Regions from separate parts of the Homo sapiens genome. Here region 1 is linked to region 2. The links are chromatin contacts, found by Hi-C or POLR2A ChIA-PET in ENCODE. All regions are on one chromosome and are shown on one strand. The core of a region is the stretch at or near the end of the contact, and the rest is flanking DNA. Distances in the headings are between cores, read along the strand shown.

Region 1 (6,122 bases), core at 2,278-4,777, 110 kb before region 2:
TTATATCGCCTTCCTAAGTTTTAAAAATATCTTTCCAAAAATAATCTCATTATTTTCCCCAGAGGAATCTCTCCTTATTCCCCCAAAGAATGTAAGGTTTTATTTTCCACACAAAAGCAAGCACGTCCTTCTTAGAACATCCTGGACTTCACTTGTAGTCCTTTCCAAAACCTGCATTTTTTTCTTTTCTTTTCTTTTTTTTTTTTTTTTTTTTTTTGAGATGGAGTTTTACCCTTGTTGCCCAGGCTGGAGTGAAATGGCGCAATCTTGGCTCACTGCGGCCTCCGCCTCCCGGGTTCAAGTGATTCTCCAGCCTCAGCCTCCCTAGTAGCTGGGATTACAGGCATGTGTCACCACACCCAGCTAATTTTTTGTATTTTTAGAAGAGACGGGGTTTCGCCATGTTGGCCAGGCTGGTCTCGAACTCCTGGCTTCAGGTGATCCGGCCGCCTCAAAACCTGAATTATTTTGTCCTAAATGTTCTGAAAATGAGAAATGTCCCTGTTCCATGGCCTTTGACCGTTTGAAGTATCCCAGGATATTTTTATCTTTATTCTTTGGTCAGTTACAAGCTAGTCTCAATCTTAGTATTTTTTAAAGAAAAAATTACTTTGTACTTTAAAAATATATCACATGACTGCAGTTGTGGATATATGAATCTATACATGTGTTAAACTGCGCAGAACTAAACACACACACACGCACCCTCTCTCTGTCATTCTCTGCCTTGCCCTCCTTCTCTCTCCAGAATTAAACCCACTTCTACAAAGTTATAGTTTACTCAGCTTAAAACATTGAAATAGTAAGTTGTTTTTTACTATTTGGCCCCATGTTCTCATAAAAGATCAATCTTAAATTTCATATTAGGCCAAGGAAATCTGACTCTTTTTTATCCCTGGCTCCTCTGGCTCTGTGACTGTGAGTTGATTGTTCTCTGCATCAATTTTTGACATTTACTATGAGAATTTAACCTTTCCTGTTTCACAGAAGTGCTATGAGAATTAATTGAATTGATGCCAGAATGGAAACAATATTTAATCAAAATTCAGAAAATGGATGAAAACATCTTCATTCTCAGTAAATGAATGCCTCCACTCATAGCAGAAGGCTGAAGTTTGCATGTAATAATATTGACATGTTGTTATTATATATTTTGTCATTTCACAATCGGCTAAATATTTGATTATTGACAAATTCCAAGTGTCAAACTTTGGTATAGTGAATTTGCTCACTTCTCAAAGCATAAATACTCCATATTTTATTGTCAAGATGCTATTATTTATGTCAGTAGTAACAACTAGTATTTCTATAGCATTTGGCCTCTGGGGGACTCCAGACAGTTTCTATTTATTGCCTTATAATGCTGTAATCTTGTTTTGTCACCAAATAATAGTTGGAAAAACTGAGCTTCAAGAAAGATAACTTGTCCAGAGTTTCTCACCAACTGCCCTCCCCTCTGCTTAGGACCAAAAGAATTATATTCTAACGTGGGTCTAATGTTGTTTCTTTTATTAGAAGAAACAACTATTTCCTGCTTTTAAAAAGTCATCACTATTGAATTTGCAAGGAAATGGATACATCCAAACCAAAGGAAGGACAGTGCTCTCATAAGGCCAATTAAATATAAAAGTTTCTCATCAGATGGTTAATTTGAGAAGTTAGAAGAACGCTGTCTGGAGAGAACAGATTCTTAAATGCAGGGAATACTACAGGAGTGAATGAAAATGGCACCATGTAAACCAAAATAACTATCCATGAGTTAGGAAGAGGACAACCTATTTGGAAGTATAAACTTCCCTGCAATACCAAAACCTTGTTTTAAAGAAACATAACGGAGTGGCCAAGCATGGTGGCTCACGCCTGTAATCCCAGCACTTTGGGAGGCCAAGGCGGGCAGATCACAAGGTCAGGAATTCGAGACCAGTCTGGCCAATATGGTGAAACTCGTCTCTACTAAAAATACAAAAATTAGCCAGGCCTGGTGGCCTGTAGTCCCAGCTACTCAGGAGGCTGAGGCAGGAGAATCACTTGAACCCGGGAGGTGGAGGTTACATTGAGCCGAGATTGCACCACTGCACTCCAGCCTGGGTAACAGAGCAAGACTCCGTCTCAAAACAAACAAACAAACAAACAAACAAACAAACAAAAAACACAAAAAAACCCATAAAGTCGGCAGGTTAAAGGACCCAATTAGTGCAGTGATTGGTCTGACTGCATGGTTCAAATCCTGCCTGTCTCTTTAGTTGGATGTCATTTTCAACAACGTAAGGTATTTGTCCTCTTTCTGTGCCTCTGTTTCCTCATTTATAAAAGATAGGCAGGCCGGGCACAGTGGCTCACGCCTGTAATCCCAACACTTTGGGATGCCGAGGTGGGTGGATCACCTGAGGTCAGGAGTTCGAGACCAGCCTGATCAACATTATGAAACCCCATCTCTACTAAAAATACAAAAAATTAGCTGGGCATCGTGACGGGCACCTGTAATCCCAGCTACTCGGGAGGCTGAAGCAGGAGAATCACTTGAACCCAGGAAGTGGAGGTCTCAGTGAGCCAAGATCACGCCATTGCACTCCAGCCTGGGCAACAAGAACGAAACTCCATCTCAAAAAAAATTAAAATTAAAAAAAAAAATAAAAGGCAATAATAATACCTGTTTCACAGTAGTAAATGACATAAGAACTTAAAGTGTTAAACACAATACACAAACATTAGTGAATTCCCAAAAATTACTGTATAGAATTAGGTGACTGAAGAATAAACTCTGTTCATTATTTTCTTTGGTTATTACAGTTCAAAGTATTATGAAAAGCAGAATAGCTTTTCTCATTCTAATAAGTATATTTCTCAGTAAAATAAAATCTGACACTTTTCATATTTTTGAGATCACAGATGTTCTTTCTTCTGATGAGTAAATATTGTGGAATGTTAGAGTGGAAACGTCTTCCAAGTATATTTGGTTCAGCAGTTGTTCACCATTCACATTTTTATTAAAGTCTTTTATTGTGTGGTATTTCATGCATTATAGTGTGTGATATGTTAATTGAAAATATTTAATTTGTGGAATAGAGTTTTGTCAAATCCATTCTTTTGTTAAGCATCAATACATATAAAATAGATGCCTCTCCCAGAAGAATTTGAAGTTATAGCATGCTGTTTTCATTTTAGATCATAGCAGAACTTCAGACAACCATTTCCTCTCTGAAAGAAGAGAACAGCCAGCAGCAGCTTGCTGCAGAAAGGCGGCTCCAGGATGTTAGACAAAAGTTTGAAGATGAGAAGAAGCAGCTGATTAGAGATAATGACCAAGCAATCAAGGTAATCTGAAGACTTCAGTAACCAGTGGTACCAGCTGCTTTAATGTAATTAAAAGGAGGGCTGAAATCCCAGCAGTGGGCAGATGAATGCGGGTATCTGGCTTGTTCACACAGCCTGCAGTAATTCCATTCACTGGACTCTACCTTTGATGTATCCAGTGACTCAGGCTGACTTCCCTCTAAGAGATCGCATGCCAGCATAAAAAGTCATTTTTGGCAAGCCCAATCCATTCACATTGAACAAATATTTTAAAAATACTCTGTCCTTTCTCTTGAGAACCACTTTGGAATTGTCTCTTGAAATTAGAATGACTGTTTGAGCCCAGCACTGCTGGCTGTTAAAGTCAGAAGTCAGCTTCCAATTTGCATTCTGTTCTTTGCCCACATCCTTTCATTATGTATTCGCATAATGAGAAATAACCTGTTCGATGCTTGGAATGCCAACCATTTGATGTGCTTTGACACAGTACAGGATAGATGTGTTGCTGCTGAGAAACTAGGTTGTTTCCAAATGACTTCAGAGAATCACACCCTTAATAGCACCAGAAAATTCTCTGGACCCCGATTCTTTCAGTGATAGGCAGTTAGATCTTCAAGTAGTTTTTTCTTGGCTTCATAGCAGTGAATATTATTGTATGTGTCTACATCATACTGGGTTTAATGTGTGAGGATAAGCATCTGGAAACCTTTATAAATAAGGTTTAAAAGAGAACAAAAAATTTTTAAAGAATTCCCAGCAAAAGATTATTTTTCAGCGACTTTAGTTTGACATAACAATACTTAAAGCGTGTGGAGTAATCATACAAAGCAAAGAACAATAAAAGAAAAATTGGGGTTTTACAGCTGCCCTTTCCTGCCTCACCTCTGCATCTTCTTTTTCTATAGCCTGTTGCAGGCAATCTGAGTAACGTTGGGAAGAGTTAGTGTTAATGTCAGTTGCTTTTTATATATTCCCTTTAAGCTGAGACAACACTAGATAGAATAAAAAGCCTTAACAGATGGATAAAACCTTCAAGGCCATTACATCCGGCCTCTTCACTTTACCATTGAGGACTTTTTTTTTTTTAATGACATTTTTCCTATGTATTTCCACCTGCAAGCTTATTTCCCCTACCTGTGTTATAAGACCAAAAAAAAAAGAGAGATTTTTTTTTCATATTCTGGTGGTTTAAAAACATCTTTCAAGTTTTTTTCATTTACAAATGCACAGGAAGTGCCTCCATTGATCTATATAACTGTTTTGCTTCACATAAACTGCATTGCATATTTTGTTTAAATTGTTTTAGTTCTATAAAATTTAAATATTAAGTGCATTTCTGTTTCACTTTATGTCCAAATACCAAGTAGTAGGTAATATCCAAATTTTAAATGAGCAATCAAATCTAAATATAAGCAAAAATGGAAAATATGAATATACTCCTGACAGCATAGTTCTGGTATTGTTTCTTGATGATTAAAAAAATCTTGAAAGAATTATAATTAGTACAGTTGCTCATTTTAAACTAATTCTTACAGTTTTAATTATTTAATTTTTAAATTACTTAATTTTTAAATTATTTAATAATAATTTAGTTATTAATTCTTACAGTTTTATAATATATATAAAAACTATATGTACCATATGTTACCTGAAAAATATTAAAATTACAATATAGGTAAGATATAGCTAAGTTTTGATTCACTCACTTAGATTATACATAAAGTAAATGACATTTCTTTTTTACTAACCTATATTAAAGTTGCTAAGGTAATTGATTCATTAGTGTTTATTGCCTTGGCTCTTTTTTTAAGGCTGTATCACAAAAAATACTGTGAATAACAGCTGATATTTACTCATCACGTACTATGTTCCAGGCTCTGCCATTTTCATTCATCTCATGTTCCATTATCTCATTTAAGCCTTATGGTAATCTTCATGAGGAAGGTATTTCTGTCATCCCCATATTACAAATGGGGAAACTGTGACTATGAGGTTAAATAACTAGCCCAAGATCATCCTGCTGAACAGTTGGCAGAGGCAGTTTCAAGCCACAATCTGTCTTACTTGAGAGCCTCAACTATTAACTATTATACCATACCCCAGTGTACTACATTCTGTCCATGAAAATGAGTCAAATGACCAAGTGCCAAAATGAACCTAGATAGATATTCTCATTCTATTCTTCTCTCTGCATGAATGATATAACATTTTTGCAACAGGTGTTTGATTTGGACATTCTGATTATATTTAAGTGTTTTGTACACATAGATTTAGGTACATGAATAGATATTGATACTCAGAGAGAGGCACAGCCACTATGAGGCTTGATTTTCTGGGACCAAATACATTTGTCTGCAGATATATTCAATAATGCCATAAAAGTAGCGTGCATGCTAATTGTGAGACATACTTCACTCCACTTCTGGGTTGATGATGAACTGACCTCTTTCAAGCTGGTGATCAAGAATGGAGACAGAGAGTAAACCTAGTACTCATTCTGTCAGAGCTTATAATAATGCTTCCTCAGATAAATCATTAAAGTAATTCTAGAGAAAATTTGAGGTATACTGAAACCCACTTAAAGGGTCACCAGTCAGGTGCAATATAACTTGATAAAACATTTCTTGAGGATAATTTGGCAATACCTATCATTATTAAATTGCCTGAGAGATATACCTAGCCTTTGACCATTTTCAGAATTTGCCCAAAGGTGGCAATTAATAATCGCACTAAGCTTTAGCTAATCAAAAAGATGCTTGTTCTAGCTTTCATCCTTTCAGTCAATAGTTATTTATTTAGCTCCTCTTATGTGACAGGTACCTGCAACA
Region 2 (5,350 bases), core at 2,096-4,595:
AGAACCAAAGAACCAAGATGTTGCTATGGGTGCTGCTATTTTGAGAACGCTTAATCTAGACTTTAGGCTAATACATATATTTTTTTATTTTTTTTTATTTTTTGGAGACAGTCTTGCTCTGTTGCTCTGTTGCCCAGGCTAGAGTGCAGTGGTGCGATCTCAGCTCACTGCAACCTCCGCCTTGTGGGTTCAAGCGATTCTTCTGCCTCAGCCTCCCAAGTAGCTGGGATTACAGGTGTGCACCGCCATGCCCAGCTAATTTTTTTTATTTTTAGTAGAGATGGGGTTTTACCATGTTGGCCAGGCTGGTCTCAAACTCATGGCCTCAAGTGGTCTGCCCGCCTTGGCCTCCCAAAGTGCTGGGATTACAGGTGTGAGCCACTGCACCTAGCCTAATTCATACTCTTATATCATCTTTGGAAGTCTGCCACGTAAAAGAGGTCTCATGGAAAATGGCTAGTTGGACACAAAGACTTTATCATGGAACAGAAAGAGAGGGCTACCAAGTTAGAAGCCTGATCTATTTAATTAGCTAAAATGTGGCTATGGGAGGGAGACCATTGTATCCATACCCTTTACTTTAGCTAGGAAAGGAGATTCGTTCACAGGTGGAGTCTAACAATTAGTTTTGTTTCCTTGGGCAATTCTCTTGACCTGTCTGGCTCACTTTTCTAATCTATAACATAAAAGGGCATAACTCGACCAATATTTCCCAAACTCTACCATTTCAACCTTCTCATTTATTGTTTCTCAGACTAGCATTCCGTCAAGCCCTGTTCTGCAAAATTTGTCTTGAAGTGTTCAGGTGTCATATTTAGGAAATGTGACGTGCTATATCACCCTCTGGAAGATTCACATTTACTCAGTCACTCACTCAGTCATTCATTCATTAAATAAATAGTTGCTGATTGCCAGCTGTGTGCCATACAGCAACATGAACCACCCCAAAACTTAATGGCTTAAACAGTAACTTCCTGTCATCTCGCTCAGTGCTGAGGGTTCATCGGGCTCAGCTAGGCTGTTCTCACTTGGGTTTCAGGCAGGTGCAGTCAGGTGTTGGCTGGTGTGGCAGTCATGGGAGGCAAGGGCTCAAGCCCACAAGACCCATTCACATGGTGGGCAACTGATGCTGCCCATCTGCTGGGGAATGGCAGCTTTGAGGTGCCCTCCAGTGCAAGCCCAGCCAGAGACCAGACATTGAAGCTACCAACCCCATAAGGCCAGTGCCCAGAAACTGGCAGGATCACTTCAACTGTCAAAGACAGAACCTACCCAGAGACAAGGGCGGAGGACGCAGACCCAGCAAAGGCAAAGAATCTGTTGCCGTCTGTAAGCTGCCACACCCTTTGCTAAAGAAACCAATTTATCTTTCTTTTTTCTTTTCTTTTCTTTTTTTTTTTTTTTAAGACAGAGTTTCGCTCTTGTCGCCCAGGCTGGAGTGCAATGGGGTGATCTCGGCTCACTGCAACCCCCACCACCCGGGTTCAAGTGATTCTCCTGCCTCAGCCTCCCGAGTAGCTGGGATTACAGGCATGTGCCACCATGCCCGGCTAATTTTGTATTTTAAGTAGAGGCGGGGTTTCACCATGTTGGTCAGGCAGGTCTCAAACTCCTGACCTCAGGTGATCCGCCTGCCTCAGCCTCCCAAAGTGCTGGAATTACAGGCATAAGCCACTGCGCCCGGCCTACCTTTCTTTAATCTGCAATTTCCTAAAATGATTTGATCCATGGAATTATCTTTCAGCTTCTTCTGTGACTCACATATTTTATTGTAGAGTTCTGTGAAATATTGATCAGAGAAGCCCAAACCTAAGATATTGCTTAAAAGTTCCTTCCTGTTCAAAAATTCTGTTAATCTATGTTGCATTTCTAGAATCACAGGTCCAGTTGGGGATTTAGAAACACTTCTTGGGAAACCCTGAGTTAGGGATATTTAAGAGGCCATGTCTTTTTTCTCTGTTCTTTTAAAAGATGGAAGTAACCTTAGTTGAATTTTTTTTCACCTCTCCTCGGCTTGAGGTTTGGTATGCATTACTTGACTTAATTATATTAGCAAGCGTATTATTAAAAGGTCCCTCAAAACCCATACCCTGTGCTCAGGAGCCTTCTTTCGTGGAACTGTCAGGCACATGGAAGGCTGTGGACCTGATAAGCCTTTGAGAGGAAATTTCCTGAACCACAGAGCACTTCAAAACTATTCAACTAAGTAGAGCATAATCATCTAGATAAACAAATGAATCAGCCTTCTAATTGCCCCGTTAGCTTTCTCACTTTCTCACCACCACAGCCCAGTTCTCTCTCTCCTGGCCTCTTAGCCCATCTCCTGGATCTCATTCTTCTCAGCCTGAGCCTGGGGGTCGGGGGAGAAGGTAACTGTGTAAAGGGAGCCAGGTGCAGGGGCTGGGCGGCCCCTCTGCTCTCTTAACTCTCCACATCTTACTGAATGCCACAGTCACCAGACAATTGGTCTAACCCTGTGATCCGCAGGTGTTTTGAAAATAGCTAAACAGGCTGGGCAAGGTGGCTTGCACCTGTAATCCAGCACTTTGGAAGGCCAAGGCCGGCGGATCACCTGCAGTCAGGAGTTCGGGACCAGCCTGGCCAACATATTGTGAAACCCTGTCTCTACTTAAAAAATACAAAAAGTAGCTGGGCGTAGTGGCGCATGCCTGTAATCCCAGCTACTTTGGAAGCTGAGGCAGGAGAATCGCTTGAACCCGGGAGGTTGAGGTTGCAGTGAGCCGAGGTCGCGCCACTGCACTCCAGTCTGGGTGAGAGGGTGAGACTCCATCTCTAAAAAAGAAAGAAAGAAAGGGAGAGAGGGAGGGAGGGACCGAGGGAAGGAAGGAAGGAGAGAGAGAAAGAAAGAAAGAAGGAAGGAAGAAAAGAAAAGGAAGGAAGGAAGGAAGAAAGAAGACATCTAAACGGTTGGTTTGACTGAATTCAGCTCAGTCCAAGAAGCAGAGCCTGTGAGAGTTTGAGGGAGAAAGAAAAATAGAAAAGACACTGTTTCCTTAAGAAGAAATATTTGCCTAAGAGGATCGTGGAGGGTCCTGCGAATCTTGCAGTTTTTAAAGAAACGTCTTGCCATCGACTGAGATTTCTCAAAACTGAATTTTGCATTTCCCAGTTTTGCTTCCTGTGAGGTGACGGCAGCTGTCACTAACCTGACATCAACCCTGATGCTGCTCGTCAGGTTCGTGTAAGCTCGGGTTCTAGCCCACTTTCCCAGCTACTGCAGTGTCACAGTCCTGTGGGCAATCTTTGTCAGGACTGATCGTTTGGCCCATTACGCATCACTGTGTTTGTAATAAAAATATTTACCCAAGCCGGGCCACGGTGGCTGCTGCGTGAAGCCTCAGCGGCGTTGACTCATCATGTCTCCACCTGTTCTTTCTCAGAGTTAAGGATCTGGTAGCAGTTTTCTGCCTAGAGTGATATTTCCTACAATGTTAGAGAACCTTTCTCTGACTGAGTTCCCACTTGTATTATCTGATTTTCTTCTCCAGTATTTTTATTTATTGCATTCGGGCATGTGAATTTGGAAGCTGCTGAAATAGAAATGGGGTAGATTAAGAGTTTTCTTTTAAAACCCTTTCTACTGTCTTATTTGGATTGTGGGGTGTGTGTGGGAGGGTGTGTGTGCGTGCACGCGAGAGTGATGGTAAATCCATATACCTTCAAAGGCAAATCCGCACATCTTTATAGTGCCAGAAATCTTTTTTAAATAGGCTAATTAAGATAGCAAACCTAAGTAGACCTCCTACCGCTGGTCCCTGCTGTCAGGTACTTTGCCTAAAACCATATAATGTTCACTCTCTCTGCCTTTTTATTGGCAAAGAAGAAAGACTAATTGGCCCCATCTCCATCTCACATTGTAATTACTGTTCTCCCTGTGATATCACCTCTAACACGTGAGGAACACATTCACTTCATGCAGACTGTAGATTGAGCTCAACGCTTCAAAGCTGGATTAAATTTGTGCAAAAATTAAATATTCTACAGAATTTTGCAAGTGCCTCATCTGTCCCAGGGACTGAGCCTGGAATTAAAAGGCAAACAAGGTTGAATAAGACTTTGGCAACATGCTCCTTGCCCAGAAAGAGTTTGTGATTCAAGAAGGAAAATAAAACATATGCACAAAAGGGAAAAAATGATAATATAAGAGAAAACATGATCTTTGCGTAAGAGAAATGGCAAGTATTATGAGATTTCCAGGGAGGCAGGAACATTTGCAATCAGGTCTTCTAGGAAGAGGTGACACTTAGCTAGAGTTTAGGATAGCAGTAGGACTTCAATAGGTAGAAATGCAGGGAAGGGCCTTGTAGGTGGAGTCGCAGCCGGTCAGGTAGTTCAGACCATGGAGATGACAACTGCTGGGAGAAAACTAGCATGAGATAAGCTTTTGAAGGTGTGTCAGAGTCAGATTATGGAAGACAAAGGGAACTACATGTACTGTCTACCTGCAGTACTAGGCAAGGCCTCAGCACAGGTCAGTTAAGGATCTGGAATTGGGCTGGGTGCTTAGCTTCTCTGAGTCCGAGTTTCCTGATCCTAAAAAATAGAGGAATAAGGCCAGGTGCAGTGACTCACGCCTGTAATCTCAGCACTTTGGGAGGCTAAGGTGGGCGGGTCACTTGAGGCCAGGAGTTCAAGACCAGACTGGCCAACATGGCAAAACCCCATCTGTACTAAAAATACAAAAATTAGCCAGGTGTGGTGGTGCATGCCTGTAGTCTCAGCTACTCAGGAGGTTGAGGCGTGAGAATCACTTGAACCCCGGAGGCGGAGGTTGTGGTGAGCCAAGATCGCGCCACTTCACTCCAGCCTGGGTGACAGAGAGAGATTCTGTCTCAAAAAAGAAAAAAAAAGAAAAAAAGAAAGAAAAGAAAAAAAAAGAAAATAGAGGAATAGTAGAACATGGTTATGAAGATTAAATGAGGTGTTGCATTTTAAAAAGTCTAACATGCAATAAACTTTCAATAAATGAAGGCTGTTTTAATTTTATGACAATTCTCAATAAGTTTATAAGTCTTATTTCTATTTGGGGAAGCTGAAGCAAAGAGAAGTTTGGAAATTTGTCCAAGGCCACATATCTAACATCTGGCAAAAGCAGCAGTTGGAACCCTTGTGTCTCTGATTCACTCACTTTTGCTCTTTTCACTAGAATGCATTGTCTCCATGCAGGAAAAGTTTGGAGGTTATTTTATAAGCAAGAGGGGAGCAATTAGAGTCATTTGAACAGGGGAATAACATCATCAGAAATTGCTGTATAAGCATGTGTCCAGCTACAGCATGAAATGGGATGGAATTTTTTTTTTTTTTTTTTTTTTTTAGATGGAGTCTTACT

Evidence for each region. Hi-C counts contacts between places; a loop is a spot of excess contacts on that map. ChIA-PET counts read pairs that join two places held with the same protein, here RNA polymerase II (POLR2A). Pooled maps may share reads with other maps.
Region 1: a pooled map shows a loop between it and region 2 (4-fold over the local background). The contact joins two enhancer-like sites. A Hi-C loop is called at or near these places in 1 of 168 maps with a recorded cell type or tissue (PC-3) and 1 of 50 pooled maps. POLR2A ChIA-PET finds 5 or more read pairs at or near these places in 1 of 52 experiments (activated CD4-positive, alpha-beta T cell).

What each region holds. Positions count from the first base shown.
Region 1 is chr17:65,740,261-65,746,382 of GRCh38, reverse strand. It overlaps CEP112 (centrosomal protein 112), which reads left to right. Exons shown (of 27, transcript NM_001199165.4): 23 at 3,166-3,315. Among named protein-coding and RNA genes, the nearest start is that of AXIN2, 180 kb to the right of the region's middle. Within about 2 kb of position 3,527, at least 2 of the 41 ENCODE cell types and tissues checked have a DNase peak (open chromatin) inside an H3K27ac peak, as active enhancers do; they include PC-3, where a contact is called at or near this core.
Region 2 is chr17:65,626,431-65,631,780 of GRCh38, reverse strand. No RefSeq gene overlaps it. Among named protein-coding and RNA genes, the nearest start is that of AXIN2, 67 kb to the right of the region's middle. RefSeq lists an enhancer at 2,067-2,566. Within about 2 kb of position 3,345, at least 8 of the 41 ENCODE cell types and tissues checked have a DNase peak (open chromatin) inside an H3K27ac peak, as active enhancers do; they include PC-3, where a contact is called at or near this core.